2 separate regions of the Homo sapiens genome follow, and region 2 is linked to region 1. A link is a loop called in an ENCODE intact Hi-C map of the cell type or tissue named here. Cell type or tissue: heart left ventricle. All regions are shown on one strand. Each heading gives the region's core, and the rest is flanking DNA. Links, peaks and the distances in the headings are about the cores only. Region 1 overlaps SOX2-OT (SOX2 overlapping transcript). Region 2 overlaps SOX2-OT (SOX2 overlapping transcript).

Region 1 (17,039 bases), core at 5,684-13,683:
TTAAAACTGTCTATCCTCACTCACAAACTGTGAGCTGTTGAAAACTGGGCTTTTATTTTTCTCATCTTTATATGTCCAGCAGAGACCCTTGCATGTAGTAAGTGTTCAATTTATGTTTGTTGGCTGCATGAGTGAATTAATATAGATTCAAAGGTTTTTGTGCCTGAGATCTTCAAATTGATTTCATTTTGTTTTTTTTTTTTTTTGCACTAACACTACACCGATCTTCATGAGTCTGAGTTAGTCCCGCCTGTAAAATTTGATCTATATGATTTTTTTTATAATAGCCTTCTTAATTAGAACTGCGGTATGCAGACTATATTTAGGATATGGTATACGAGGAGTTTGTCAAAAGGAAAGCAGACTTGAAATCTGGAGAATATTAGTGGTCAGCTAATATATTTAACATGTGGTTAAATATTTAGTACGTTTGATTGTGTCTCTTTAAAATGAAAGCCTTATATTATGTATATATTTTTGAAATGACATTTGAATAAAAATATAAAAGGCATCTAAAGAGATGATGGGCACTTCTGGACTTGGAAAACCCCTCAGGTTTGATAACAACATTTTGAGTCATCTAAATTCATACTTATTATCACTTAAGTGAGCACTGATGCTGGCACTGGATCTTATACACATATTCAGATTTTTGTTTCCCTCATCATTCTGAAGGTTATCTCCCTGGTCGCTCTGAAAATCAGGTGACAACCATTTCCCATGATGCTTTAAGGGGTGTCAAACTGTCCATCAAGCTGTCACCTGACCAGTCGTTCCCATGGTTCTTTTAGACTTCCAGTATGATAAATTGAAAGGGACTATTATCTGTCTGTTGTGAAGAGGAACTGTTTGGGCTTTGATAAGATATCACTACTCCCAGGTGAGAGGCTGCTGACAGCACATCAAGGCAAAACAACACATACAAACACTGAACAGGGGAGCACACGTTTACAAACATCTGTTGTCATTATTTATTACTTTTCTTCGGCTTTAAGTTTCTGACTCATCCTTAGATAATTCAAGAACAGATATTTTGCTTTCTTACTTGCAAAAACAGTTGCAGCTCTTTTCATCTTAGGAGAAGAACCTTAAAATTGAAAATACACCTTCCTACCTTTTTGGTTCATGGCATATATGCTTTCTATCTTGCAGCCAACAAGTTCTGTGTTCCTGCTGATGACATCATTTACTTTAAAAAAGTATCTGAGAATAAATACATGTCACTATAACAAATATGTGAATTTTAGGGATAAATATAATAAAATTAATTAATTATGCCTGAGAGGTCATTATTAATGTACCACTTTACAAGAAATATGAGCTGGTTTTAATGTTAGCTTGTATTAATTTATATTTTAGAATTGATAAGGTCAAATATTTCATGAGAAATAATGTTTGTGACTTATTTTTGCAGCTTCAATTTTTAATTGCTCTGAATTATACTAATAGAAACATAAAAACTTGAATTTGTGCACAAGGAACATGAATAGAGGGAAAGATATTGTCCTCAGTGGACCAAGGTTGTAGTTAGGATTGGAATCAGGAAACTTAACTGTAAAGGCAGGGGGAAGCTTGGGAGGCAAAAGTTTTCAGACGGAAAGCTGTCTGGAAAGTAGGTATATTTTATTAGAGCTACAGAGACAATTTTACACTTAGAATGTAACTCCTTGGACATATATATCTAAATAGGAGTCAATGGAAACTTATGTATTAAGGGCTGAATTCTTGAATCTTTACTACTTGTAAACATAATTTTACTCTTTAGCAGTTATTCTCTATTTTGTGATTTGTCCTTTTTCTCTTTTTTCTCTGCTACTCTAATGACATATGCTGACAGGTTTTCCATGTGGCTCTGTGCCCTTACATGCTATCATTATATGAACAACTAAAGATGCCCTTTGGGGATCACTTGGGGAAAGTAATCTGTTGTTATTTATTGTGTTTTTTAGCAGAATAAAAGTACTGTAGTTGGTTGCTAACATCACCACCTTGTGTACAAATATTTTTTTGCATGCAGTTTCCTAATATCATTAAGCTGTATTGTAATTTCATTACATAGTAATGTAGCACTTCGATTACAGACATTTAAATAATTTTGTAATTCAAAATTGGAAAATAATAAACCATGGTTTATTTTTAGTCCCTTGTAATTAGTTAGCCAACTAACACTCCACTGAACTCATACAAGAAGCAAAAATGCCCCAGAACCCTTATAAACTGGGCATTGGTCAAAATACTCTTTCAAACAATGATTTAGGAATTCAGAGTAAAAAAGGCAAAGAAAGAATTAAATTCCTAAAGATTCATAATAATACCAATAGTACATATGGCTAGTGCCTAGGGCATCTAATTAGTGAACCCCTAATTCTAACAAATGTAATCTCTAATTCTGGCAAATCTAACTAAGGCATTTTTAGCTCACCCAATGGGCTAATATTGGAAATTACTACTTACTTCAAAGTATGATTTTGGTCTCTATCCAAAGAGTAGAACCTCTTGATAAGTTTCTGAATGTCAAACTTCTTTTTCTAGCGGCTTCTGGCATGTCAGAGCTCCACAGCAAGTTTTATAATTTTGACAGTCCTTGGCGATCAATGAAGTTGACTGGACTCCATTACTTTTCCAAACAGAAATACCTTGCAGTCCAATGAAGGAAGTAGTGGCTAGAGGGGAAAGTACCAGAATATTCAATACGTTTGTCTTAGGTCCCAAAGGAAACAAACAAATGTGTTCCCTGTTATTCTTTCTCTCACAATAAAAATTTTAGACCATTTCTAGAAAAAAGCAATTTTGCATTTGTATTTTTGTGTTACTTCTTTCAGTTTGTCTCCCTTTTGGTAAGTGAACTTGTTTTAAAATGTTACACGTTGTTGGAAAGTAGCATGGAATGCTTCTTTTAGTTCTACGTAAAGGTAAAGTTTGATTATATGGCAAAAAATTAAAAATGCTGCTAAGGATACAAGGTAAAACATAGCAATCTAAAAGAGAGAGAGAGAGAGAGAGAGAGACAGAGTGTGTGTGTGTGTGTATGTGTGTGTGTGTGTGTGTGTGTGTGTATGCTCGATAGCAATCCTATGAGGTTGGCAGGGCAGGGTAACCAGTTTTATAGATGAGCAAATCAACGATAAGGGACATGACAGGACAATGCAAGTCATACACATGTGGTAGCACAGCCAGTAAACAACTCAGTCAGTTCAGTGTTATGTCCTCTATACTACTTTTGTCCTTAGGGACTAGTACAGTACTTTAGTAATGTGGATATTAGGAATAAAGGCCATTTTGTTAGAAGTTTCACCCATTTTTCATGGAAGTCTATCCATATAGGATTCTGTTGAAAAGTCAGCCTGGTGCCATACTGTCAAACACAGAAGTAGAAATTCACCACTTAACTCCTTATGTTCTTAACTTAGAATTAAACACACAGTCATGTGAAAGGTGTTTCATTTAGCTCTAACAATAAATGAATGTGTGCACATTTATATGCATGGTAAATATGTAGAACTTAGATATGTAATGATTTATGAAGCATAAAATGAAAATTTTTGGAAATGTACCTAAAAGGAGTAAAAATCATAGACACCTCCTTGTGGATATTATTTTAGAAAGCTTCAGGCTTTCATCCTAGTGTTATTTACTTCATACTAAACAGTCATTTCAGATGTAGGATGTTTGAAGGGGGCCAACCACTTATGATCTTCATAGGAAAAAATAAACTTGCAAAGTCTTCAGAATGTCTGGTGGATGTTTTCCCATTATGTTGAATCTACTTATGTTAAGCAATGTGACCAAACTGAATACAGCTATATGTAAAACTGAGATTCATTGAACTATTCACCTTTTTGATTGATTACTCATATATCTACAATGCCACGACAGAAATGACAATATTGCCACATTTTAATAAAGATGACTTTTGAGATTACAAAAATAGAATTAGATTATATACATTTAAAAAAATCTCATTTTGATTTTTAAATTTACACAGGAAAATAAAGAGTACTACTTCGTGGAAATTGCTGAACAATTTCTTACTTTTTCCAAAAGATTCAGAGAACAAAACAGATTTCTGTAAGTCAAAGTGCAGCCAAATGTTCTCTTTGGCAAATATTAGAACTCACTTCTACGTCTGGGACATTAGGAAAATGCACTTGAATAAAGATAAAATTGAACAAACCTATCACTACCTAGAAAAGAAAGAAGTAAACAGTGGAGTTTATCTAAGCTAACTTTATTTCCCAAACTCAAAATCATAACAATAAAGTCCTTTACATGAGCAACTTTGTGACCTGAAGGAAGAGGCTGTCTAATTTCTTTCCATGCATCAAGCCAAATAAATGAAGGGAGAAAATCATTCTCTGTTGGCCTCCTGTGTAAGATTTCTTTTCTTATCATCCCATCTAGTCATATCTTTCTGCAGTCTGAATTACCCTCTTTTCCTCAGACTGGTAAGGCAGTGAAAGGATGTTTGTTCTGCTAATTAACTTTATTACCCTGATAACTCCCTGCAGCCTTTGAGGAAAACAATTACCGTTACTCCTTTTTTCCCCCACTGGCAAAAAAAAAAAAGAAAGAAAAAAAAAGAAAAAAGAAAAAAAAAGAAAAAGAAAAAAAGACTATTAATTAGAAACGAGGCCCAGGTCCCTGCCATGTTATCCTGCCACGTTCCCAGGCCCTCGAGCAGGATAGCATTACATTGTCAGTAGTAATTTAGCTCTCATCTGTCTCTGCTAATTATTGTCACATTCATCAAATTCATCAACAAAAGTGCTCTCAGAAGGATTGCATATTTGCAGTTAATACAGCATAAACTGGTATTACCCATCACCACATTTGTGATGATGAGAGGGACACAACTTATTCATCCCTAATTAGAGCAAGCTGGGTAATTAATTATGCATTCCGCCTTATTACTTCTGAGTTCCCAGATATTGTTTGTCTAAAAAGGGGGAGAAAGCAGGAGAGAGAAGCCTGAAAATGCAAAAAAAAAGGGTGATGTGTTTTGTCACATGCGCTATGCCATAATTCCCACCTGACAAACTAGCTGAATCAGTGGAAAATTGCGAGTTGTCAGCAGCAGAATAAACTGCTGTAATAGCTGATTAATGATCAGCACCTGTGACAGGTGCTGTACGGGACTGTAAACTTGGTTTGATTAACAGTCACTGGACGAATAAATATTAGTGACAGTCAGCGGAGAGCAAGTTTGCTTGTTTTCTTCCCTGTTAACAAATCGCACGCATTAAAGTTATTGATATTTCTGTCTGAGACACTCTATTTTTTTGTAGTTATCTGGCAACATTGGCAGTGAGTTTTAATGGATCGTGTTTGTTCCCGTTCTGTTATTTTATTTCAGAACTAAATTGTATTTTGACAAGATGACCTATAGGGGTTTAAATTCACCAGGTGTGGAAGAAAGACTAAAAAATAACAGGATTCACACTTGGTTTAATTTATGCTCACCTGCTAGTAATCTGTGTGTGTATGTGTGTGTGTATACATATCCACATACATACATATATTCATTATACCCATTTACATGTATGTACAATAATTATTAAGGGATATTTATGCTAAAAACCATAGTCACAAACATATAGATATGTGATGTTCGCTTGTTTTTTAGTTTTAATTGTTTCTTTCTTCCTTCCTTGCATTGGATATTTTCCCTGGAAACGTTGGCAGTGTGAGTTATCCCAACCCCATGTCTCAATCCAGAATTGAAGGGACCATTTTCCTGAGGCAGCTATTCAAAACTGCTGCCAGCTTGATTGTTTCTACTGAATTGACCAGTTTCAAACAGATTGGTCAAGAGGTGATTAACCTGTTTGAGCTAACTGGTGATTAACCAAGAGTCGAGTTATGTGCACAGGCAAGCAAAGTGTAAGTAATGAAAGGAACCCAATTTATTTTATTTTATTTTTTAAATTTATTTTTTGTTTTTAGGTCATAGTCAAAGACGCTATTTGCCTTAACTGTGGTTCTTTTGGATTCTTGAATTATATATGGAGAGATTAAAATTGTGGATTTTTGGAATCCTAAAGACATAGATTCAAATTGTGGTCCTGCTAACTAGCTGTGAGTTTGGATAAGTTACTTAATCTGTCTGATCTTTCCATTTTTGCAGTGCAATGTGAGGGCATTTCCAACTTGTATTATGCGGTTACTGAGAAGGTTAAATGAGATAATGTATGTAAAGCACCCTAGCATGGTGCCTGGCATAGACATGGCTCAATGATTAACAATTTAATTACTATTAATACAACAGTTTGAAATTGAATAGTCAGATTATTTTCATATTCTGTTTCATATGATGAACTGCTTTAACACCAATTAAATTATTTTTTTTCTCCACAGACTCCAAAATAACAATGAAAATTAAAAAGCAAAACAAGATTACGCTCATTTGTTCCTGAGTAAAGACTAAGATTAGTAATATCCCAGGGTAGTCGATATCCCAAGGTGCTACTCTAAGCTATTCAGATACTTCTTAGAGGCACAAAAGTTGCAACTGGTCAAGCGAGGTAGACTTTTTTTTTTAAATAGAGATGCCAGGACCCACCACTAGGTACTCTGCTTCTATTCATTTTGGGGAGCCCCTTGCTCATGGGCATGTTTAAAAAGTTCCTGGGCCGGATGCGTTGGCTCATGCCTCTAATCCCAGCACTTTGGGAGGTCGAGGCAGGAAGATCACATGAGGCCAAGAGTTCAAGAACAGCCTGTCCAACACAGTGAAACCCCTTTACTAAAAATACAAAAATTAGCCGGGCATGGTGGCACAGATGTAGTCCCAGATAACTTGAGAGACTGAGGCAAGAGAACTGCTTGAACCCAGGAGGTGGAGGTTGCAGTGAGCCGAGATCACGCCACTGCACTCCACCCTGTGCTACAGAGCAAGACTGTCTTAAAAAAAAATAAAAAAAAGTTCTTCAGGTGATTATGTGTGTGTCTTCAAACTTTAGAACTGGGGATAAATACATAAAATTAGAAATTTGTGTCATGACAATAAAAAGAGTAAACATTCCTTCAGATGATAGAACTATTAATGTGAAATGGATGTCTAGAAACTTACATACATCACATATGGGAGCTTTATTGTTATCTAAACTTGTTACTTAAAGTATCATGATTGAAACACTTTTTTGTTGTTAATCCAGTTGAGGAGAAAAAGATCTAATAATTCAGTCAGTAAGAATGATATTCAGAATCTATCAGCTTACTTTATACCACTCATTAGAAGTGCAGGGTCAATTGCCTTATCTCACTGGAAAAAATAAACCCAGTGATGGTGGCCAAAATATTTCTGTGGCTGACAGATGAACTAAGCGGTGGCAGGGCTGACTGGTGATTGTGGCATGCTTCCAAGTGGATATCCTGCTGCACAAATGGTGACGGGGAGTTAAGAGACCAAATATTCCTGCCATTTGGGACATATAAACATGGATTAAAAATTAGGTAATAGGTAGTCTATGCCTGCTTCTTTCTGCACTTTGTTACCTAAACTTTGCTCATCCTTGGTGCATATGAGTCTATGGTTGTAGTAGGGTTCATTGGTATATCACTTCTTCATTGCTGCTTGTGGTCAGAGAACCCAGGTAACCACATGAAACAAAGTGGAAATTGCTTGTTTGACTAGAACATTGATATTCCAAATTATGTTACAGTTCCCAGAGAATCAGCTAATTCTCTATCAAGTTCTGCATCTATATTCCAGAATTCCTGTAGTCCTATAATGTCTTAATTTAAATGTTAAATTATTTAAAAGTATTGAATTATACTTTATCAAGTTTGATAAAAACAAAAAAGGTATTCTATCTCTGAAAATTTATTTATTTTGAGATAGGGTCTTACTCTATCACCTACTCTGGAGTGCGCTGGCATGATCACGGTTCATTGCAGACTCGATCTCCCAGGCTCAGGTGATCCTCCCAGCTCAGCCTCTTAAGTAGCTGGGACTACAGGCTTGCACCATCACACCTTTTTTTTTTTTTCCGTTTTAGTAGAGATGAGGTATCACTGTGTTGCCCAGGCTAGTCTCGAACTGAGCTCAAGCAATCCTCCTGCCTCAGTTTCCCAAAGTGCTGCAATTATAAGTGTGAGCCATCGCACCCAGCCCATCTCTGGAAATTTAAAGAGGAAAAGTCTCACTTGGCACATGGGAATTGGGGATGGGTCAATAGGGAATGCCTGACTTCATAGGATGACTTGATCCTAATGGAGTTTTCTCTGGTCCAGAGCAAAGCATGGGCAAACTATTACCAGTAGGATAATCTGGCTTGCCCTCTATTGTTGTAAGGCCTTGCAAGTTAAGAAAGGTTTTTAAGTGGTTAAAAAAATAAAAATATTTTGCAATATAAATATTATATGAAATTCAAGTTTCAGTGTCCATATAGAGTTGTATTGGGACATAGCCATGCTCATTGGTTTCCATATTGTCTGTGGCTGCTTTTGTACTAAAACGGCAGAGTTAAGTAGTTGCAACAAAGACCATATATTCTACAAAACCTAAAATATTTACTATTCGGTCTTCTCCAGAAAAATTTTGCTTGTTCCTGCTCGAGAGTAGTGTTTCTCAAATTTTAGAAATACCCGGGACAAATGCATACAAATTGTCTGGGATCTTGTTAGACAATAAATTCTTGATTTAGTAGGTCTATTCTGCATTTCCAACAGGCTACCTACTGATACTGATGCTGCTGGCCTGAGGACCATACTTTGAGAAGCAAGGTGTTAAACTGTGACCCTCATCATAAACACGCAGAAGCCTAATGTTAGCCTGCTCAAGAACAGATCTTTTAGGAATGAACTCATATTAATTAAGTGCACAAGGTTGATGCAGAAGCCTAAAAATCTAATTTATTAACCTGTCAATGAGAAATACGATAGGAATATTCTGTTCCTATAGACATGGCACTTGGTATGCTGAATTAGAGCAGAAGATTATTTTATCTCGCTCTCTCACCCAGGCTGGAGTGCAATGGCAAAAATGCAATTCACTGCAACTTTCGCCTCCTGGGTTTAAGCAATTCTCCTGCCTCAGCCTCCCAAGTAGCTGGGATTACAGGCATGCACCACCACGCTCGGCTAATTTTGTATTTTTAGTAGCGATGGAGTTTCACCACGTTGGTCAGGCTGGTCTTGAACCCCTGACCTTAGGTGATCCACCCGCCTTGGCCTCCCAAAGTGCTGGGATTACAGGCATGAGCCTCCCAGCCCTCTATAAGTCATTTTTGAGTGATCTTTCTAGGAGTCCTGCTCTAGCCACTCTAGCCAAAGAGAAATGTCTGTGATTGCAGGAACTCTATTCCATTTCTCATTTACATCACATAGTGATTCCCTAGTCATGGGAATTATTTACTGTTCATTATTATTCCATGAAATTATGCCATGGCATTTTAAAAGATTTTCCTGCAAATTTCATTTTAAGTATGTCTTAATTCTAAAATCAAGAGGAGTAACATTGAGAGAACTGGATCTGTGTCCTAGTATTAATCACTGTGAGACCATGACCAAATAAGTGTCCTCATCAATAAAATGTAGAGGAGAGATTCAGAATTACATGATTCCCATGGACCCTTCCAGTTTTAGAACACTAATTTCAACTAAAATTTTTCCAGAAGATACACATAAAAATGGAGTTCATTTCCTTATTGCCACATTCCTGGTATGTGCTGCAATGTACTTTGGACCTCCATTGACTTTTATGTCTTTTTTTCTGATGTTCTTGTTACTTGTTGACAAGTCTGTTCTCAGTTTTCTTCATTAAAAAAGAACACTTTAAGGCAGACATCTTATTCAATTTTGCATCCCCCAGCATTTTACATAAAGGGACCATCCAAGAGATGTTAGTTGAATTGAATTAGTGTAGAAATATCCTCAAAACAAATAAGTTTGGGATAGTAGAACCTTAAAAGGCTAAGAGGTTGTAACCTTGCACAGTAAAGGATTTTGACAAGCCAGTTGATTGGATGTTTGGCAACTCTTGGTACCATATTGCATTAACTATATTCTATAAAATTATAAAATGATTATTCCTTTGGAAACGTTGAAAGAGTAGCTTGACTTTGCATTTCTTAATGGTTCAGTATATTGCTGATTAAAGTAACTTCTGATAATTCTATAATTAGATTCTATCTAAAGGATCAAGAAAAATGCACTGAGATTAGAATTTTAACATTATTCATAGCTTGTGGAAAGGAAAATGTCCTGTCTGGAATAAAGTCAATGTCATGTCTATATATGCTTTGTTGGGTTTAAGAAAAATCTTTAAAAATATTTTTTCTCCCCTTAATACATTTCCATTTATGTGCAATGTTTTTGATCAGAAAACTAAAAAGTAGCAGCGGGTGGGAATGAAGGGAGCCAAATATAGAATTGGTGCCAACAGATGCAAAAATGCCATGGAAATCTTTGGCCCAGAAATAATAGCTTACCAAAATACACACACACACAGTTGTTGGACTCTTGAACAGATACACAGCCGTCTGTATAGACAACAGTGCTGTTGGCCAAGAGTCCCGGAGGCAGGCCAACCTCCTATCCAGATGCCACTGCCAGTGAGGAAGCATTTGGCTTCTAGTCCTCTGGCTGCCAACCTTCTCTCCCACTCTCTGGCATGAATTTTTACAGGGGCTGCTGAAGTGAATTAAGACTCTGAAGAGTTCTGTATTAATATGCTGCAACAACACAGAACACAGTGCCACAGAAGCCCTTTATGCTATTTGAATGTTTTTACCCATTATTATTTTTTTAATTGTCAAAGAAACCTGACTTCTAGGTATTTGCCTACAGATAAATGCAATTGCTTTGGAAATTAAGAGTGATACATTTTGATTTCTGCATGGAGTCAACTTTCCTCAACCCAGAAATACCTTGAGAGTATTTAAAATAAAAAAGGTAAAAAGGAAAGAGAATAACAGATAACAAAAGACCAAGAAATAAAATATATTGGTATTTTTGGGACACTGAAAGACAGGATTCATATTTCTTCAGCCCTAGCAAAAGCGCCCACTGAAAAATCTCCTTCTGGTCAGAAGAATGCAATAAGAACACATTTTTTTCAGTGACAATTGAATAAGTACCAATATACATCCATGATTGTTTGCATGCAGCACTAACTTCCAAGAAAAAAAAATTAACATGGCACTATCTCCTCACCTGTAATCTCAACAAATTCCAATTTCTGACATTGTGAGGTTGTACCTATCAACTTCTGAGCCCCTCCCACCTGGAGAGGCTTCTATACTGCCTGTTTTTCCCTTCCCTCACATCAGTGAGGCTGGGCAGCCAAACAGATCCTGCTGAAGGAGCTGGCTTCACTTCTGCAGCACTTTGCAAGAGCAAAGTTTTGAGATTGATCTGATTCAAGAGAGAACTATCAGAAGATGGCATAATATCTGATTATATTAATGAATTAAAAAAGATGCCATAGTTAAAATTACATACGTTAATTTGTACAAAAACAGTAGTTTCTAATTTAAGATGCTTTTAATGTCAGAACAAAACACCAAACTGCTATTGCATGCAAGAAAAAAGGAAAAAACCAAGAGTTCAGGCTTACATTACTTTTCTTGGCTCTGCTAGTTGATTTATACAACTGTAACATTTGAACTGAGGGAATACTTTTTGTGTACTCCAGAGAGTTTCTCCAGTTTGCTTACAAAAAATACAATAGGCTGTTGAGGTTGACTTGTTAGAGTTTCAGTCACTAACTAAATGAACTTATCCACATAAGAAGCAATATTTTCCCTGGATACCTTTAGTAGGGCTGCCATATTTACTTAAAGCAACATTAACTGCTGTCAGATATCTAAGTGTCATTGACATTGATAAATCATTCTTAGAGAGACATGAACAAATGAATCAAATGCTCATCATCACACTCAGAAAAGAAATAATACATCAGGCAGCCTACTTATGTAACTCTGTGTCACATAAAGATTTCTTGATGAGCCATACAACCTTATCCAGGTATGAATTGTGTGACTAACACATTGAAGAGACAGCTTAATCATAGAAAAGCATGTAGCCAAAGTACATTGTAGAAAATGTAATATTTCATTTTGTTTAAGACAAAAGGTCTATTTGATTATTACAGTCAAGTATAACTAACTATTTGTTTGCCAACTATGCATTAACATAGAGAAAATCTTCCATTTTCCCATTGTGTAAATGCGAAGAAATTGTTATTAATTACATTGAAGTGTTTTTGTAATTAAAGTTTTTCAGTAGCATGTAAAATACTTTGCTGTATGGAAAAGTAATAGTCATACGAATACATGAACAACAGCAAGATTAGTTGCTTAATTTCTCCTTAGGAATTTTCTAACCCACCAACCTAAAAGAAGCCTACTGTATTACTCTGTATTGTCTTCTTTTATGATTTTACCTAACCCTGTATTTTAGAAGAAAATCAGTTTTTGTTTTTACTACATAATTCTCTACTTTATTTTTAAAGATAGAGAATATGATTTATCTTTCTTTGACAATAGTACCTTCTAAGAAGAACATCTTTTCTCTCCATGAGCTAAGGAAGGAGACTGAATTAATGGAGATACAGGTGTTCCCTTCCACTGATCGGGGTAAGAGGAGCAGCAGCAGTCAGCACTCCCTTCTCTCTCTGCCTTTCCTTTATCTGTCTTTGAGCACCAGCTTTTCCTTTGTCCTGTGGACCATCTGTGTGCCTGCAAACATCTACAGAGACATCAGCAGATCCCAGCAATGGCCACAGCAGCTGCCTGGTCCTTCCTAACTGAATGAAAACTCAAATTGCCAAGATTGCAAATAATCTCCTTCCTTTTCACAGACATATGCTACCTGGAAGCCTTACAATAAATTTCCTGTTTTCAGTAGCACTTTATAGACCCTCAGCAATTACTTGTATATGCATTTTTGTTCTTTTATCTGTTTACTTACGATGGCATTTTCAAATTATAGTCTACAAACACTAATTTTGAGTAATGTTAACAACTTTACCTAAATGTATTGAACATTTAGTATGTGTTTTACGTGCATTTTCTTATCCAATACTCGCAAATTTTTAAAGTTTGATTAGTATTATTTCCATTTTATGGATGAGAGAGGTGAGGATTAGAGAAGTCAGGTCACATGGCTTAACAGTTGTACTGGGCAGAATTTTAACCCAGCAATGTGACTCCAGAGCTCATACTCTTAAACAGTATAACATAGCTGTTAGGTAAAAAATCATCTGTTGGTGGGGAGGAGGGTGATCAATGAATTCGAAAATGAAGAGGTAGAACAAATTGAACGAACTTCTTTCCTGCAGTATTTCTCAGAGCATTTAATACATATGCCCATTAACATTGACTTTCTAAGGTGGAATCTAATATATGACATTTTTCAAACGTATTGATCCTCATTGATCTCTCATATAATTAATGTTCCCCCCTAGCACTTTGGGAAAGACTGCCTTAGTATGTACTTTTAGAAGCAGAATTGTTGGGTTAACCCAATTATGCTTTCCACTGATTCTTTTTAAAATTATGAATGAGTCACTATTCTTCAGCAAATGAGAATTGCAAAGGTTAATGACGGGCTCAGGGGGTGATGGGAAATATAGCGTGACTTAGAAAATATAGCGGGGGAAATGTATGTGAATAACTATAATATAGAGTAGACAGAGTCACGTAATTGACTCTCTATTTTATTATTATTTTTCTTTTCTTTCTTTCTTTTATTTATTTTTTTTTGAGACAGGGTCTCACTTTGTCACCCAGGCTGGAATACAGTGGCATGATCATGGCTTACTGCAGCCTTGACCTTCTAGGCTCAAGAGATCCTCCCACCTCAGCTTCCCAAGTTGCTGGGACTACAGGTGCATGCCACCACGCCCAGCTAATTTTTTATTTTTTGTAGAGATGGGGTCTCGCTATGTTGCCCAGGTTGGTCTTGAACTCCTGAGCTCAAGTGATCCTTCTGCCTCAGCCTCTCAAAATGTTGAGATTACAAGCATGAGCTACCATATCCAGCCTTTTTTTTCTTTCTACACTCCACTTCTAGGAGAAAGAGTCAAATAAGAAAAAGAAATGATGTTAATGCTCAATATTCACAATGTGCAGAGAACTCTTTTATGTATTGTCTCATTTGATTGTAACAACAACCCACTTTATAGGAAAGGTAATGAGATCAAAAAGGTTTAAATGCCAGGAAGTGGTAGACCTGGCATTTAAACCTAAGGCTCTGACTTCTAGTTTAGTTATTTATTTATTTTTTTTACAATTCCACTAGTACTTTCAAAAATTGAATTCCAGGGGGGTGTCCTTTAATTAAGTAATATTCAAGCCAATGTTTAATACCTCCAACACCTATGGTCCAGAAATAACTGCTGATCAGACCAAAGATCCTGATGCTAATGAGAGGAGCTCAGCATCCAAGTGCTTGAGCCTGAATGTCTGGTTTCAAATGCTGGTTCTGCCACTCACTATTGTTTTAGCACTGGGAAAATAATTTAACCTCCTATTAACTTACTTTGTCACCAAAAGAAAATTAAATTATATTTAGCAAATTGTACATACAAAGACAGACAAATGGCCAACATGTTTTTTTTTTAAACTTTCAGAAAAAGGATTAACATAAGATTTTTCATTAACATTCAGTTGATGAGAAAGATTTAACTAACCATAGTGGCTTGTTTCTCCAAACAATTTTATTAATTAGTGTTTGACTTTCTCCAGAGACTTTCCTGATTTATACCTGCTATGGTTTGAACGTTTGTGTCCCCTCAAAAATTCATATGTTGAAACTTAACCGCCAATGCAATAGTGTTAAGAGGTGGGCCTTTAGGAGGGACTGAGTCATGAGGCAGATCCCTCATGAAGGGGTTGAGTTCCTTTGTTAAAGAAGTTCAAGGGAGCTGTCACCCCTTTTTGTTCTTTAGCCCTTCTGCTTTCCACCTATGAAAATATAATGTTCATCTGCTCTGGAGGACACAGCAAGGTGCCATCCTGGAATGAGAGATTGGGCCCTCACCAGATAAGGAACCTGCTGATGCCTTGATCTTGGACTTTGCAGCCTCCAAAAACTATGAAAAAATAAATTTCTATTATTTATAAATTACCCAGTTTCAGATATTTTGCTATAGCAGCACAAATGGAAATGCCCTTTAAAGTTTCTCAGGTACTTACATTAAAAAGGAGGTAATGTTAATTACAATAATGTTCTCATAAATTAATGCTTTCTACAGTAATGATTTCCCTAGATGTTTGTATTAGTTACTCTAGTTACCTTTTTTTTGTAATGTTAAATATGTTGTTGTTTTTTTTTTTAGTTGTCATGTGTATAAAAAAGTAGAGCCAAAGTTCCTCAGACTTTCTTGGTATCTTTTTCACAACATCCCAGGCCAAAGGAAATACTTAGTAGATTCTTTTATTAAATAGTAAAGTCCTAAGGTTTTAATATTTTATTAAAAAGCAAGTCTTAAGAACTTAGTAATATTTTAAAAAGTTACATATAAATATATATTTATGTACATGTGTATGTGTGTGTATATATATGAAGAAAAATATTTATATTTTATTCCAAAATATTTGTAATTACTTACTAATGGGATGTCTATACCAGTTGACCACTGCAAAACTTCTCAATCCTTGGAATCAGATCGGTTCCCAACATTCTAATTTCTTATTACACATTGATTTTAGAATGTTACTTCTTTTTTTTATCAAAGCAACCACAGAAAACTCAGCGTTGCAAAGATATGAAATTATCAAAAGGAATGTAGTATGGTCTAACATTAAAACTATGAACCACCTAGAGCTGGTAGTTTGCATGGTGTCTGACTCCCTCAAAAATATAAAATATCTCATGACACCTCTGAGAATTCACTTGTGGTGCCCTGGGCCACCTCTGTACACAGTTTGGAGACTATGGGATCAGGGTATTATATACAATATCTTATATTTTAGTATAAGGTATTTAAGTATTCAAACTGTATTATGTGTGTGTGTGTGTATGTGTTTGTGTGTGTGTGTGTGTGTGTGTGTGTGAGAGAGAGAGAGAGAGAGAGAAAGAGAGAGAGAGAGAGACCCTGCTATTTAAAACCCAAGATGACTGCAGCCTTTTTCCTCTTCTAAGGGAGGCAGGCTAATTGATAAGAGTAGGGGAAAACATCGATATTATTCTGCTCTTTTCCTGTGGCTGGAGGGAAGAACAAAGAGTGAGACATAGCACAAGAATAAGTCTGCTGATGTGCAATGGGGCTGCCAGAATCTACTTTAGAATAGATTTTTAAAAAAGAGCTAAACTTTTCTGCATAATAAAGTGAGCAGTGAAATGAAAGAGAGAAGGGCATATGCAATATTGTGGGAGACTTGCACCCCCAAGCAGCACAGATAGCTGAGGGTATTTTTTAAGAATGATGGAATCTAAGATTCTGCTTTGTTGTTACTGTGCTATGAACACAGACCATCTCCCCAAACCTCTAGTGGTCTGCTCTACACATATACCTTGTATGAAGAGGTTTTTTTCGGTGGAAATCAAAGATGGCTGGAGTTTATTATTGGATCAGCCCAGAGAAGAGACTAGGAAGTGGTGATGTGTGAGTGACAGTGAGAACTCTGTGGAGACAGGCTCTCAAGGCAGAGTGACCACAACCATCAAGTTAGCAGGAATGCCCAGAAAGCCTGGGGAAGAGAGAGATAGAGGCTTGACAAGACATGCTGAGAGGTTGACTTAAGGCTTGGTAGATTATGACGGACTGAGCAACGGGCCACAGCTTGGGGAAGGTGGGAAGGAATCATTTACTGTAGAAACTGGGGTTCTGCATGCATTCAATGTCAATGTAGTGATTAGGGCTGAGATGAGAGACTGTAGAGTGTTTGTGGTGAGTCAAAAGACCCGGTCCCACGTGTAGGGCCAAGGCATGTGTATAGTCTGGATTCATAGGCAGAAGTGACATAAATCATGATCTAAGAATGCAGAACTGTACAGGTCAGCAGCAAAGATTATATATCAAATACTAGCCAGAATCTGAAGTGATTCCCTCTTGTGGCCAAGTCTAATTCTTGTTCCTGTTAGATGAGCAA
Region 2 (17,039 bases), core at 5,275-13,274, 190 kb after region 1:
GTGGGCTCCTAGTTTTTCTGTACCACCATGTCGAATGCAGCCAACAGCAACCAAGACATGCTAGTACTATTCTGTCTTCCAATCTCCCTACCTAAAGTCACACGGTCATTCAATATATTATCTGCTTTGCATGTTATTGCAGCTAAAGTTTCATTAAGTGTTTCACCACTGCATAATAGATTGCCATGTTTTATCCTCTAAAATCAGTTTCTTTGCTACCTACCACTCTGCCACAAAGCCAGTTGCACATGTTTTAGAAGTTTTGTTATGGTAGCATTGACTTTGAGGTAATAATTATGTAAATATCAATTGTTTACAAAACCAAAAATTATTTCTTGCTCACATTACATAGTTGGTGGTGGATTGTTTGAAGCTTTATTTCCTATGTCCTCTTCCAGAATCTAGGATGAAAAGAGTAGCCTTACACCAGAACATACCATGTTTGTGGCAGACAGAGGAGGGTGACAGTAGAACCATGTGACTGATAATTCTTAATGCTTCTTCTCAGAAGTGACATTTATTGCATCTGCTAACACTTTCTTGACCAAAATCAGTCACATGGCTGAGACGGACATCAGTATTGTAGGAAGTGCTACCCACAACAAAAGTAAAAAGGATAGTGAATATTTTGAGTAAACAGTATGATCAGTCATAGTCCCTGAACATATTATATTGCTTTACATGTTTTTTAACTTTATATTTAAAAATCATAAAATATGTATTATTATGTAACATTTTTAGAGTTCAAGATTTTATTCATGACTTTCATCCGTGTTAATGTGTATGATGTTGTTTAGTCATCACTGCTTTATAGTATTCCATTGTTATAAATATATGAAAATTTACCTATTATAGCAGTTTCCAGGTTTTTGCTATTTTACATCATGCTGAAAAAAACAGGTATGTCTTCCAATGGACACATGAAAATGTTTTTTAGAATATATGCAAGGAAGAAAATTTTTTAGTTACATAGTTTTACATATCTTAAAATGTATTAAATAATGCTGAATTTGTTTTATACTGCAATTATACCAATTTTTTTTTCAGCCAGGAATATTTAAGGATTCCCATTGTTTCACACTCTTGACAGCACTTGGTATTGTCAGACTTCAACACAATTGCCAGCCAAGTAGGTATCTCACTGAGACTTATATTTGTCTTTCTCTGTTCACATATTGCTTTTGTCTGTGGGACATTCATATGTCCTCTTCTGTGAAATGTCTATATATCCCTCTGGCAGATATTTTTATTGAATTATTTGTAATTTTTGTATTGATTGTTAGGAGCCATTTAAAAATATGTATACATTTTCAATACTATTCTTTTGTTCGTTGCATGTGTTCCAAATATATTCTTCAAATTATGATATGGCTTGATCTTCTACTCTTGAAATGGTGTTTTTGATGAATAGAAGTTTTAAATTTTAATGTAGACAAGTCCGTCAGTATTTTCCTTTGTAGTTAGTGCTTTTTATATATCTTGTATAAATAATTCTTGCCTACATCAAGGTCATAAAAATAGTACCAAATTTTCTCATGAGAATTTTAAAATTCTGCTTTTCATTATGAAGTCTTTAATCCACTAAAAATTTATTTATTTATGTGTATGGTGTGAGATATAAATTAAATTTTATTTTTTCAACTTGAAAATCAATTGTATACCTAACTTTTATTGTATCCTATTTTTAAATTACAATTTCTTTCTTTCTTTTTTTTGAGACAGAGTATCATTCTGTCACCCAGGCTGGATTGCAGTGCTGTGATCACAGCTCACTGTAGCCTCCATCCACCTTTTGGGCTCAAGTGATCTTTCCATCTCAGCCTCCCAAGTAGCTGGCACTACAGGTGTGTGCCACTATACCCAGCTAATTTTCTTATTATTTTTTGTAGAGATGGGGTCTTGCTATGTTGCCCAGGCTGGCTTTAAATGCCAGGGCTCAAGTGATCCTCCCTCCTCAGCTTCCCAAAGTGGTGGGATTACAGGAATGAGCCACCAAACCCAGCCAAAATTATAATTTCTAATTATTTAAAAATGGAATAGATTCTTGCGCATTGATCTTATATTTGGTAACCTTTCCAAAATCCCCTACTAATACAAAAAGTTTGTTTCAGATTTATTTTTAAAGAGTTACATCACCTGTAAATAAGAGCAGCTTTGTTTCTTGCTTCCCAATCCTCTTGCCTTTTATTGTATTGTATTAATTTCTTTTTCTGATTTACTTATGCTTTCAACATTTCACCATTAAACATCATGTTTGTTGTAGTTTTTTCTTTTTCTCCTTTATGCTGTAAACATGACAAACTATATATTTTTATATATATTATATTTTTCTAGCATTATATTAACCTTATATTTATGGATATATTTAACTTGGTAATGGTTTTTAATCTTTTATATATGGGTGGAAATAGTTTGAGAATATTTTATTTAGGATCCTAGCATATTTGAGGGAGATCTGCCTATAATTTGCCCTTCTTGTATTATTCTACCCCTTATCATTGTTTTCAATATTAAATCTATACCAGCTTCATAAAATGTGTTAATGAGCATTTCATATTTTTGTAACCTATGGATAGAAAATTGGAATTGTCTGTTGCTTACAAATTCATCAGAAGATACTTAACAACCTAGGTCTGTCTCTTTTTTTTCTAAAGATTATTGATTGTTGATTTAATTTTTGTATGGCCATTGACCTATGTAGTTCTGCAGTCCTTCTGAGTCTGTTCCAATAAAATAAAATTTTAAATTTTCTCTTCTTTTACTTAAGTCTTCAAACTTCTTAGAATAAAGTTCTTCACTGTATCCTCTTATTTACTTTTAAATTTCTGTTTTATCCATAGTTATATCCTCTTTTTAATCCTTATGTTTTATTTATCTGTCCCTTCTCATTTTGCTTTTTCTTAATTAATCTTCCTAGAGGCATATCTGTTTTACTGATCTTTTCAAATGATCAATTTTTGGCTTTGTCTTCTGTTTTATTTTTTATGATGCAACTTCTATAAACTTTTTAATATCAAAATTATTCATAGAACACTGGTATGGGCAAGGCTTCGATGCAACAGTTTTCAGAGGTGGTAGCGAATAAGGTAACAGGATATATATCTAGCAAACAACTTGGTTGCATCAAAAACAAAGAATATGACTTAGGAGCAGATAATTCTTATCCTTGTTTTTCAGTTGGCTGGAATCTCTTAGGTACTTTTCTTACTGATTTCTCTTTTTAACTATAAGTTTAATATAGGAATTGATTTAGAACCCTATAGAGTTCTCTGATTGAAGGTTATATGATAGGGCTGTTTGTCTAAATTTAGAACATTTGTCAAAATTTTCAAAACATTTTCAAAACAAAAATGTCAAAATTTCAAGTGAAAGTGGCAAAGTAAGTGGATGGCTTAGGGTCTGGAAGCTGCATATGGTTTTACAAGTTTTAAGAAATGTTTCTAGTCCAAAGTAAAATACAAAAAAAAAAGTACTATATATATAACATAATAAGACAGTTTTTATATTAAAAACAAGTGTGAAGGGAAAAGCAATATAGAAAGGGTAAATTATGGGCTAATCTTATTGAAAGATGATGAGTAGACATAATAAACACTCCTGTTTGGGGATAAAACCACAAAGGAATATATTTTAAGGAACAGGGTAAACAGGAAGTAGACAAGTTCTTGCAGCTCAGTCTTGAATTATCTTAATCCTTGAAGTAAAATTAAAATAATGCCAGATTGCTAGAGCCTTCAGGCATTCAGGAGGGCTTGTACCCCTGGATGGTTTGCAGAATCCCTCAGATGCCTTTCTGAAGGAAAATAACATTATCTTGGGCACCAAATTATTTCTAGAAGCAATTTTAAGCTATAATATAATGTTTGGCACAACTTTTTTAAACAGCTCAATGAGGAGCAAGACAAGATGAGCAAAACCTAGCAGAAACCACCAGCAATAGAATTATTCCATAAGGGCTTCCAAAATTGTCATAATTAGACAAAGACTTTGTGGTTCACGCCTGTAATCCCAGCACTCCGGGAGGCCGAGGCGGGCGGATCACCTGAGGTCAGGAGTTGGAGACCAGCCTGGCCAACATGGTGAAACCCCATCTCTACTAAAAATACAAAAATTAGCTGGGCATGATGGTAGGCGCCTGTAGTTCCAGCTACATCGGAGGCTGAGGTGGGAGAATCACTTCAACCTGGGAGGCGAAGGTTACAGTGAGCCGGGATTCTGCCACTGCACTCCAGCCTGGGCAACAAGAGTGAAACTCCGTCTCAAAATAATAATAATATGATATAATATAATAAAATATATTTGCTTACCATGTTCTAGAAGATAAAAGACAAGATTAACAATTTTTTTTGCAAAGAAAAAAGTAAACAGAAACTCTAAATCTGAAAACAAGAACTGAAATTAAAAATTAAATTGATGGGTCTAATAGATCATATACAATTACGGAGATACTTAACTGGAATATTCTCAGCAATATCTGTCAAAATAAAATGATAGAAAATACAGAGAAGAAGGTAAAAGATGTAGAGGATACAGTGAGAATTTCTAATATTTTGAGTTCTAAAAAGAAAAGAGAGAAATAAGGCTGAAGAAAAAGAGGAGAGATATAATCAGGCTGAAACAAATTTTGAAGTGAGAATAGCTGAGAACTTTCTAAAACTGGAGAATGACATCAAGCTACAGATTTACAGATTTAAGAACCACACAAATACCAGGAAGAATAGCTGAAAAACAAATCTACACTGAGATGCTAAATGATAAAAATGTGGAAACCCCAAAATGGAGAAAAAATTTTAAAGTCAGTCATAGAAAGACGTTATCTTTAAAAGGGCAACAATAGACAGACAGTTAACTGCTCAGCAGAAACAAAGGACCTCACCTAGCAATGAAATGATATCTTCAAAGTGTTAAAGAAAACATCTGTCATTTTTATATCTTCTGAAATTGATGGTAAAAAAACATCTTTTTAGATTAACACATGAGATAATTCCCCAGTAACAGACATGTTAAAATAAATACTACACAATATTCTTTAGGCAGAAGGAAAACAATCCACAGGAAAGCCTGGAAAGGTAGGAAGAATTGAAAAGCAATGGAAACACTAATGTAATAAGGCGTCTGGCTCCATGTTTTGATGTTTGACTGCTGAAAGCTTTTAAGCTTCATTCCCTCCCTCTTCTTCCGTTCCACGTCTGAGCAAGCTAATAAAAAAGCCTGGGTACTCCCTCCTTTGATGCCAGTGAAATATTTAAACCATGCAAACCTCTACTTATGCAGAAGAACCCTCATCCCAGACCTACTCTCTAATTACCATAAAAACCAGTCTCCTTTTCCTAATCTCTCAAGATATCTTTGGACTAATTTGGGAGGTCTGTCCTGCTCTCCCCAGACTAATAAACTTTTTCATATTCTCTTGATATGTGTGTAGCATAATCACTTTCAACCTCCAAACCAAAATTTGGGTGAGGTGCCATCCCACTTCTAACGTGTGGCCACAACAGCTAGTAAGTGAGTAAATCAAAATAATTATTGACCATGCAAAGAATCACAACAGTGTTTCGTTGAGTTTTTAATATGTATACATAAAATACAAACTAATGATATTTATTTCAAAATGGAGAATAAATGGAATTAAATTATTCAAATTAAAATAGGAATAAATAAAATTAAATTATTCTAATATTTTTTATCTATTTGCATCATCTGGGTAGAGTTTCAAATAACCAGTTAGTATTAGATTTTGATAAGTAAAAAGCATATGCTATAATTTCTAGACTAACTACAGAAAGAATAGTAAGAGTATATAGCTTTTGAGGAAATAGAGGGAATATGGAATAATTTGAAAAATTATCTATCTAAACAAAGGCTAGAAAAAAGAGGAAAAAAGCAAAGCGGTAAGGAAACAGAAAGGACACAACAGAATGGTAGATTTAAGTTCAAACATATCAGTAATTACATAAATATAAACAGACTAAGTATTCCAATTTCTAAACCTATAAAGACAAACATCACTAACTGCATTTTAAAATTATGATTCTGTTTACAAGAGACATGTATAAAATATATAGACATAAAAGGATGTAAAATATTTGCCAAACAAAAATCAGTGTAACCATAATATCATATAAAGTGGTGTTTAAGCAAAAAGTTAAAAGGACATTTGATAACAATTCTGTATTTGTATGTATCTAATAAAATCGCCTTCAAATAAAGCAACAATTGACAGCAAAAAGAGATAGAGAAACCCACAATTATAGTGTAAGATTATAACATGTATCTCTTTATAACAATTAAGCAAGCAGACAGAAAATCAATTAGGATACAGTAGAATAACACAGAAAGCAAATGACCTAATTAATATGCATAAAAGGCTATATTTTAAACCTAAAAAATACACATTTTTTCAAGTACATTGGAACATTACAAAAATTTATTATATAATTGGCCACAAATTGAGGTTCTACAAATTTTAAAGAACTGAAGTTATAGAGTATATCTGTGGTTACAAAGTAATTAAGTTGGAAATTGAAAAAAAAATGTTGCTGGAATATTCTTGCGTGTTCAAGTAAGCCATGATTCAATGAAGAGAACATATTGAAAATTATAAAATAATAGGCAGAGGCAGGAGAATCGCTTGAGCCCAGGAGTTCAAGACCAGACTAGGCAACACAGTGAGACCCTGTCTCTATTATTATTATTATAAAATAATGAAATTACTAAATATCAAAATATCTAGGATGCAGCAAAAGTCATGTAGGAAAAAACTTTAGTGTGTTGGAAGTATGTATTTTTTAAAATTTCATAATCAATAAACTATGCATCTATCTCAAAAAATTAGAAGACAACAAAACAAGATCCAAAGAAAATAGAAAGAAGAAGAAATAAAGTTAACAGCAGAAAGCAATGATATTGAAACTGAACAATAGAGAAAATCAATGAAATTCAGGTATTGTTCCTTTGAGAAAATTAGTAAAATCCAAATACGTACATTGCTATTAATGAAGAAAAAAGGAAAAGGCACAAATAGTAATAAAAACAAAACATCACTACAGATTGTATAGACATTGTAAGATTACAAGAGATCATGAACAACTTTTTCCCAAATGAACTTGAAAATGTTGACAATGAAAATGTCTAACAATATTACTTTACAAAACTAACACAAGAGGAAATATAAAACTTGAATAGTCCTATACTCTTTCATATTACTCTTTTTATTTAATAGTGAATTCAACCAAACATTTAAGGAAGAAATAAATTCAAACTCTTCCAGAGGCTACAGAAAGGGGAACATACTGTATCTTCTTTAACAAGACCAGAATAACTTTGATATTAAAATCTAACAAGGATATTAAGAGAAAAAATTACAGATAATCACACTAATGACTATAGATATAAGAATTTCAAACAAATTGCTAGCAAACTGAAACCAGTAATATGCACTTACTAGTTTACCTAGGAACTTGAGATTGGTATATTAAAACAGTGATTGGTGTAATTCTTTACATTAGCATAAAAAAGAAAAAAGTCATATGATCTAACTAGATGGAGAAAAGGCATTTGATAAAATTCAGCAACAATTCATAAGTAAAAACCCTTGGCAAACTAAACCAGGAGGGAGCTTCCTTAATTCAATAAAGGGCATGTAAAAAAACAAATAAACACAAACAAGTCAAACAACAACAAAATTTCTATATGAAAACATCAGCTTAATAGTAAATGTTGAAAGCTTTTACTTTGAAATCTGAATTTGGACTAGAATGCCAGCAGTCACTCATTTTATTTAACATTGTATAGGTACACAATGTGACAAGGCAAGAAGAAATATAAGCAATGGATTTAAAAAGAAAAAATAAAAATATTATTCACACAAAAGTATGACTGCTTACATTAAAAAAATCCAAAAAAAGGTATATATAAAATTTCAAAATGTATATATGGGTTACAGAAGAACGTTGACTATAGGTTAATATAACCTTTTTTTAAAAAAAAGAAGTACACTTTTTATGCCAGCAACAAATATTTAAAAAACAAAACTTAAAAAGTTTACATTTATATATAAATGTTATATGTAACTATAATATAAATATACATATAATATTATATGTAACTATAATATAAATATACATATAATATTATATGTAACTATAATATAAATATACATATAATATTATATGTAACTATAATATAAATATACATATAATATTATATGTAACTATAATATAAATATACATATAATATTATATGTAACTATAATATAAATATACATATAATATTATATGTAACTATAATATAAATATACATATAATATTATATGTAACTATAATATAAATATACATATAATATTATATGTAACTATAATATAAATATACATATAATATTATATGTAACTATAATATAAATATACATATAATATTATATGTAACTATAATATAAATATACATATAATATTATATGTAACTATAATATAAATATACATATAATATTATATGTAACTATAATATAAATATACATATAATATTATATGTAACTATAATATAAATATACATATAATATTATATGTAACTATAATATAAATATACATATAATATTATATGTAACTATAATATAAATATACATATTATATGTAACTATAATATAAATATACATATAATATTATATGTAACTATAATATAAATATACATATATTATATGTAAATATAATATAAATATACATATATTATATGTAAATATAATATAATATACATATAATATTATATGTAAATATAATATAAATATACATATAATATTATATGTAAATATAATATAAATATACATATAATATTATATGTAAATATAATATAAATATACATATAATATTATATGTAAATATAAATATACATATAATATTATATGTAAATATAATATAAATATACATATATTATATGTAAATATTATATATAAATATACATATATTATATGTAAATATTATATATAAATATAAAGAAGATGAGTAGGACATCACGAAAAAAGACTACGAAGAAGAAAGGAAAAATGAACTGATAAAGTATCACTGAGAAAAACTGAAGAAGACCTAAGTAAATGCAGAAATATATCATGTTCATGGGCTCAACAACTCACTATAGTAAACATGTCAATTCTCTTCAAGCCTCTATAAATTCAATGCAATCCAAATAAAAATAGTTACAGTGGTGTTGTGTGCACATGTACATGTGTAATGCTGGCCAAGGTTATTGGTGGGGTGTAGGAGCTAGCTTATACCAACTCATGAGGTGCGCCAGTTCATACTAGCTCACACCAAATCACGGGACCCGACTGTTGAATATTCAGGAATCTTTGAACTGATTATTAAACCACTGTGGCTTGAAATCACCCACTGTGGGAGTGGTTACCCCCATGGAAATTTGCAAACACTACAAATCAAAGATTTTTTCCCCCGAGAGTCAGCTTGCCAGCGCACCAAGCTTATTCTAAAATTGACATGAAAAGGAAAAAACAAAAAACATAAAAACAAAAGAATAGTTAAGACACATTGAAAAATAAAAATAAAGTGAAAAAATGTGCTTTACCAGATATCACTACTTATTATAAAGCAACAAGAATTAAGACAGTTTTATTCATGTTTCTATCAAAGGTTTTAGGTATAATTTTTTAGAGGTTAAGAAATATTTATCGCTATAGCACCTATAATCATCTCACACATCATATGAATCTCACCCTTTGAACAGCAGTCAATATTTCTTGTGTTGGCTCACTCCTTTTTATTAATTAATTTTCCATAACTGCAATTATTTATAAATAGAAGGTACTTAATAAACATTGAAATAAACATATAACATTTTAAAAGTAAGAATTGTTCATTTATAAACCACTTAAAATGTTCTAACATACCACCAGCAGTAATCTGGGAAGCCTGACATCAGGGTTAAATTATTTCTGTTTTAATTTGTCTATTCCTCCCAACTCTCCTCTTACCAAGGACCAGACTCAAAAAGTGCTACAGCCAGAAATGAGTCTGTCTCTGCTGCTTGGGGCTCTGCCCACAGGGAAGGACCAACCCCTCTAACTTTAAAGCCTGGTTCTAACTCTGGTCCAAAGACCTCAGCCAATGTCTGTAAAGTGTTCCTGCTCACAGAGAGCGGAGACCACAAAGATAAACCCACCAGGTAGAAGGGAATGGTTTAAGGACGTTTGTTTTCCATCACGAAAGAGACACATTTCTAGTTTTTGTGTGGTTCCAGACAGCACTGCATTCTTTGGAAATTCCAAGTTACTTCAATAATATCTTGGAAAATTGACTACCTGAGGTCAACCTATTGTAATGGCACAAATGTTGATTCTCATCCTCTATCCCATTAGCCTTTGCTGGCTTTGTTTCTTAGGATAGCCATCTGAATCAATTAGTTCAAATTTCAAGGTTGAACCTTGACTAAGTTACTTCACGAGGGTTCTTAAAATGAACTAACACTTGACAGTGATTTATTCTGCATGCTACTGTTCGTCTCCTACCTCATCCTCCCTTAACCACCAAAGGTATAGTTTCTTGGGGAAAAGTAAACAGTCATTGTCAAATTGATTCTCTCTCTCTCTCCCTTTTCACTTCCCTCCTTCTCTCAAACACAAACACACAAACTGATTAAACTGATTTCTATTTACAATTATAAAACTAACAATATTCAATTTCTTTAACATATAAATCAAGTACCTAGAAAACACTTTACAAATAACCCAAAATGAAAGGTGAGCACCCTAATTGTGCCACTTGTCTAGACAAGGATCTTATAATTTTTTCAACCATTAATTTATTAATTGACTAATATGTATTCAGCACTGTTATGTATTTTTGAGCATAAAAACATAAAAAATACACCACAGGGTTTCAATGCATTTGCAACCTTTATATGCCTTCAGTATGTTTATGTAGGGAGCAATGCAAGATGATGTTCTATAATTATACAATAAGTTTGATAATGCAGACTACATGTGTTATACTATCATTAATAATTACAATGTTGGCAATATTTTCCCCATTCCTCAGAAAGAGGCATTATTATTATCTCTAACCTATAGGCAAGCGTTAGGGAATTTAAGTAATTTGCCAAGTACTAGATAGTGTTTGGCAAGGCCAAGACTAGAACCAGATCTGACTGCAAATCTCATGTTTTTTTCCTATGTGTTCTCTCATAAGACTTTGCACAGTGTTGAACACATAGTAGGCGCATAGTAATTGACTGAAGATTTAAAAACACAAAACGTTCACTTTGAAATAAGTACAGATAAGATCTATACAAGACAGGCTGATTTGTGTACTTGACTAGATAAGAGTATTACATTCTCAGTGTGGGTTCCCCCATAAGGAGAGTCTTAAATAAGGACTTGCATGAAGAAGGTAAGCCAGGAAACAGGAGTCAGGGAGCTGGGAGAGTGATAGATGGGAAAAAAGAAAGGTCAATATAAAGGTTCAATATCAAGTTTCTAGCTGTGGAAAACGGGTTTGATTTGCCAGACCACCTGGAAAGTACTCAGAATGCCTGAGATGCATTCAGTGTCTCCCTTCATCCATTGGCTGAGGGTTCCTCCAAGAGGTAGTAAAGACCAACACTTCCTGGTTTCTGACCTTGCTAGAAGGCTCCTACCTGGAAAATAGCCTGAGGCAAAAAGCAGAAGGCAAGCATTTGCACTGAACTGTCTGTTCTAATTACAGCTGAAATCAGAGATGGGCCAATGAGATGGAATATGATGTACCAGAGGTATGTTCTGCAGTTACTTATACTGAATTACTAAAGATTTTTTAAATGGCTTGCAAAAGCTTGCAAAAATAATGGTTTTACCTCTTGATGTCCAATCAGACAGCAATGACTGGTTTTGCTTTGTTTGTAAAAAATTTGAATGATTTTGATAAAATTTACCAAAAGACACTCTACCTTAAATTTAATTTGTGGTTTAATTTGAAACACAATGGAAGCCAATCTACTTAACAGGTGGAAATCTTTCTCTAATTTGAATAAACTCGAATAAATTTTAATGAAATTCGATACAAGTGTGCATTTATTCATTTAATGTTTATAGAACACCTGTTCTAAGACAGGAGGTATTTACAGTGTTGAATCTGACATGAACCCTACCCTCAATTAGTTTAGAGTCATTTAGGTTAATCACATCAAGAGACATTGTTGGGCATTGCTAATTCCATAGAAACTGGCAAAAGCAAAACACTGGGGTGAGCTAGATGCTTAGGGGATGGCACACATATAGGGTCTGGGTAGTCCAGGCTATGAGAGGGAAGAGGATCTCTGGAAAGTGCAGTAACAAGTAATAGATAAGCAAGGGTCAGATAAGTACAATATAAAACTGGGGTGACATAAGCAGTTAGGAGCCTTGCAACACATTATGCAGAATAAAATGCTAAAAAAAGCAGGCAGGCAGCTGTTTGGTATCAGCAGGTAGCAGGACTGGAGGCTGGGAAGGTTACCAAGAATATGACTCAGTCACAGGAATCAAGAATATTTTTAAACCCATAAGAACAAGTTCTTGAAAGCTGTACCACAGGTACAAATCTCAGTGGCTTATTACAACAAAATGTTTCTCTCTCAAGCTATATGTCAATGATGGGTTGATTGGGATCTCTGTTCCATGTGGTCCTCCCTCCAGGATCAGGCAGATACAGAAGCTGCCATCTGGGGAATTACCAGATGCCATGATAGAGGGAAGAGAAGTGGGTTGAATTACATACTAGGCTTTAAGCCTTCAGTCTGAAAGTGCTTTACACTACTTCTACCCACATTCTATTGGCCAAAACATGTCATACGGCCAAATGTAACTTCAAAGGGACTGGGGAAACCATATCCTCTTACAAGATGTCTGTGGAAAGACTGAGGCCAACCACACAAGTCTTACTCCTGCAAAATGAAACGGTGAATAAATACACGTACATATACAAACATATAAATCTTTCAATAGACAAAGACGATGTAGAGATAGGTTCTGAATGTGTTCCAAACTAAACCGTAATTTAAAATATTAACACAATGAAAACGTTCCTCAGAAGTGTCTTTTATTAAAGGTCCCTTGTCTCTCTCTTAAAAACCACATAATTGACAAGTTTATTTTATATTCAGAAAGTAAGTATAAGCACTTTGGGATGCTGAGGTGGGTGGCTCACCTAAGGTCAGGAGTTCAAGACCAGCCTGGCCAACATGGTGAAACCCTGTCTCTACTAAAACTACAAAAATTAGCCAGGCATGGTGGTGCGCGCCTATAATCCCAGCTACTCGGGAGGCTGAGGCAGGAGAATCGCTTGAACCTGGGAGGTGTGGAGGTTGCAGTGAGCCAAGATCCCGCCACTGCACTCCCGCCTAGGCAACAGAGTGAGACTCCATCTCGAAAAAAAAAGAAAAAAAAGAAAGTACAGGCTCAACATCAAACATCATCCTCTAAGTTGTCAACTGTAAGCCAACATATCTGTAGCTCCTTCCTTGCATGAGAAAGAACAAGGGAGGCCGCTAATAGTGCTTGACTGGTGGGAATAATGGAAGGGGTTAGGCCTCGATAGGTTTGGGGATAGACATAAATAGAGTAAAAGGTACAGTCCTAAAGGGTTTCCCTCTTCCGATTCTTCCATTGTTCAGCACTTTCAATACGTAGCCCTTGATTAGTAGGGCAGAGAAGTCAAGGAAATAAAGCCTCAGGCTCATACTTACTTAGGCTTAGCTATGACCACAAAAGGCAAAAATGTCAAATTCAGAATGGTCCATCTCCTCATCATTCTCATTCTACTCTACATTCTTTTATTTTAAATTTTTTTTAAAGAAAAACCACTCTACAAATAAAAAAAGAAGAATTAGAGCTTGCAAAAGGACAAATCCACTGCCTCTCAGATGTTTGTTTCTAGATATGACTTCTAATTATAGTGCCTCTTGCTGACTTTCAGCAGCATTCATCGCTTTTTCCCCTAAAACATCTTAACGTTAAGTATGTTTTTAAAAATTTTAGTGTTGACCCAGAAGAGCCTTTCCCCTCTGTTAAATTACTAACATGTTGATCTCTTCCAAGTCCTTACAGAAATGGAACAAGGAATTGGTTTATACCTCTCAACACCTGTGTTTCCCTGTGGTCTTGAACTCATCATGCTTTTTGAACCAACAAATTCCCAAGACCCATGAACTGTTCTCCCTTTACATTCTCCTTAATGTGCACACACTCCCAGCTTTTAGTATGGTTGAAAACACCCTTCCTTCTTCTTCTTCTTCTTCTTTTTTTTGAGACGGAATTTCACTCTTGTTGCCCAGGCTGGAGTGCCATGGTGTGAGCTCAGCTCACTGCAACCTCTGCCTCCTGGGTTCAAGTGATTCTCTTGCCTCAGCCTCCTGAGTAGCTGAGACTACAGGCATGCACCACCATGCCTGGCTAATTTTGTATTTTTAGTAGAGATGGGGTTTCTCCATGTTGGTGAGGCTGGTCTCGAACTCCCGACCTCAGGTGATCCACTTGCCTCGGCCTCTCAAAGTGCTGGGATTACAGGTATGAGCCACCACGCCTGGCCATCCTTTCTTCTTAAGACTTTCTGTTCATTTGGCTCCTACGATAATGTGCAATCCAGATTCTTTTTCTCCTCTGTCATCAATGGCCTCTTTTCTTATCCTGATTATTTAAAAGGGTAAACATTCTTTAAGTCTCTGTTCTAACATGTTTTCTTTCTGGACCACATAATCTCTCCCAAGCCTTCAAATATGACCTCTATGTAAAAGGCACTGAAATTGTTGTCATTAATCTTGACTTCTTTCTAGAGCATGAGACACCTGCGAACACCTTTGAATATGTCACACATCCACTCAAAACTGCACTGGGTTCTCAGAACAAAATTATCTATTGAACAAATTCTAAACTGTACATCTCACACTAAGATTTAAGTCCTCCATGATGCTGCTCCAATCTAATTTCTGACTAGTTCCTGTTCTAGTCCACATCAAGAATCCTATACTCCAGTGAAACAGAACTCCTCACTGTTCTTGTAATTCCAATTCCCTTTTTTTTACTGTCTTTACCTGTGTTTCTACTATTTCTTCTACTGAGCATGCCTTCCTGATGTCCACATTGTACCCATGCTTTAGCAGGAATGTTTTATAAGATGTTTCACAAACTTCGAAACTAAACAAAATGCAAACCATACGTGAATATATCATAAAAGAAAGTTACCTGCAGCAGACAGATGTTCCATTGAGCACTCTGTTTACATATGTCCAGAATGTCGGCAAAACTTCAAGCATGTTCATAACAAAACTTTCTTCTCCTTGGCTCTTGTGTCTCTGTACTCTTCTTGCTTTTTCAGAGAAGTAATTTTCCCTTTAATACTTTCAAATTCCCTCATAAACTCACCTCCTGCCAAACCTTTCTACATACCATTTCCTAGAAAATAATCAAGCTTTCTCACTCTCCCTTTCTGAGGAAATGTAAGGAGCTATTGCTTCTGTTTCTCCCTTCTTTTGCAAGAGTGTCTTCTCCCCTTTTTCTCTATGCCTTTCCCCTCTTCAATCTTATTCAGCATTTGATTTGATGCAGAACACACTGTCACACATCAGTAGCCACCTGCAGTGACAACTTTATTTCTCTATCTTGTTTTTGTCTGGCCTAATTATAAACAAATACATTGACATAGCATTCAGATTAGACATCAAAGGCACCCTCTTATATAATATACATATGTACACACAAACACACGTTTAGAACTTTTAAGTTACTAACTCTAGACTTATAATTTTACTTTTGATCTTCTCTCCCCAGATAGGCTAATTCATGACCCGTAAAACCACTCTGAGCACATCCACCAGGGGAAGTCATCGTGATTTCATCTCTGTGCCCCAGGAGAAAATTAGAGTGCATGTGAGAAGGCCAAAGGTCCAGGTTGTGGAAAAGTATTCATTGCAGCAATGTCTCCAAAGGAGGGAGTAGGGTGATAAGGCCACTTCACTTTTTTATTCTTTTGTTGATTTCCTTTTGGACTTGTCAAATGAAGTGCTGAGATGAGCCCTCTCCTTCCTATAGCTCAACAATAGAAGTGAAGATGCCACAAACACTCCCAGGATAAAGGAGATAAGACCCAATGGGGGCAAAGGAGGAAAGTGCCATGGTGCTTATGGAATCCATTGCTGGATACGGTCCAACTTGAACAATGAACCACATTTGCATCACTACAATAGCAGCCTTCTTTTTCTAACCTTGGGGTAATGAAAGCCTCCAAACCCAGATTTCTGCAAAATGAGTAAACAAGTCTGATTTCTCTCAGGTTGACTCATTTTACAACTGTGTTTATGAGTTAGAAATAGATGTGCAACAAACCACGGAAAACGGGCTTGATGATGATCAAATGTGTTGTTATGCACATACCCACAGAGTGGCAGAGGGGTTTGATAATACATTAGAGTGTGGTAAAAAACAAACAAACAAACAAACAAACAAACAAACAAAACAGGTATGGAGAAATCAAAAGTCCTAGATTTCAAGCCTGCCTCTGCCATCTATGAACTTAATAACCTCAAACAAGTTAATTTAACATCTTTGGTTTTCTCAATTAGAAAAAACAGAGGTAAGAATATATATTTCATATGGTAGTCATGAGGATGAAGTGAGGTGGAGTCAATGAAAGTGCCTGGTGGTGAGCAAGGATGATGGGGTTGCTTCCAGCTGTACACACTGCCCCCTACTCTGGCCCTCCCTGTCCTCCACAATGTGTCATTTCTATCACAACTGGGGAGGCAGAGTACATAGAGATCCTTCTCAGGGATCTGGTGAGGACTGAAGAGATAACAAAAGCATTTAGCATGGAGTTGGCACTGATGACTCAGTACATACTTGTTCTCATTCTCGTTTGAATTGTGAACTAATATTGGCCAAGATCTTCAAGGTGAAAATATGATACAAGTCTTTAGAAATTGTTTATACACCCAGTTTTTCCTGCAGTATGCCATCCTCTCATTCACCATCTCATCTAACACTTTATCAAGTGCTGTTGATTTTTGTTTCCAAAACACACTTTAAATTTATTC

The links. Peaks named below come from ENCODE experiments on the same cell type or tissue, not always from the same donor. Only the 100,000 strongest peaks of a DNase experiment are listed, where the experiment ranks them.
Region 2: a loop joins it to region 1, with 2.4 times the contacts of the local background. A loop is called at or near these places in 4 of 110 quality-filtered maps.

The regions. Positions count from the first base shown.
Region 1 is chr3:181,549,344-181,566,382 of GRCh38, reverse strand. It overlaps SOX2-OT (SOX2 overlapping transcript), which reads right to left. Exons shown (of 7, transcript NR_075092.1): 4 at 2,455-2,663. Among named protein-coding and RNA genes, the nearest start is that of SOX2, 150 kb to the left of the region's middle. In heart left ventricle, for the core only: no CTCF peak of the experiment used is centred there; a DNase peak (open chromatin) is centred at 10,522.
Region 2 is chr3:181,357,969-181,375,007 of GRCh38, reverse strand. All of the region lies in intron 3 of SOX2-OT (SOX2 overlapping transcript), which reads right to left. Among named protein-coding and RNA genes, the nearest start is that of SOX2-OT, 310 kb to the right of the region's middle. RefSeq lists an enhancer at 14,326-15,525. In heart left ventricle, for the core only: no CTCF peak of the experiment used is centred there; no DNase peak of the experiment used is centred there; H3K27ac peaks cover 825 bases.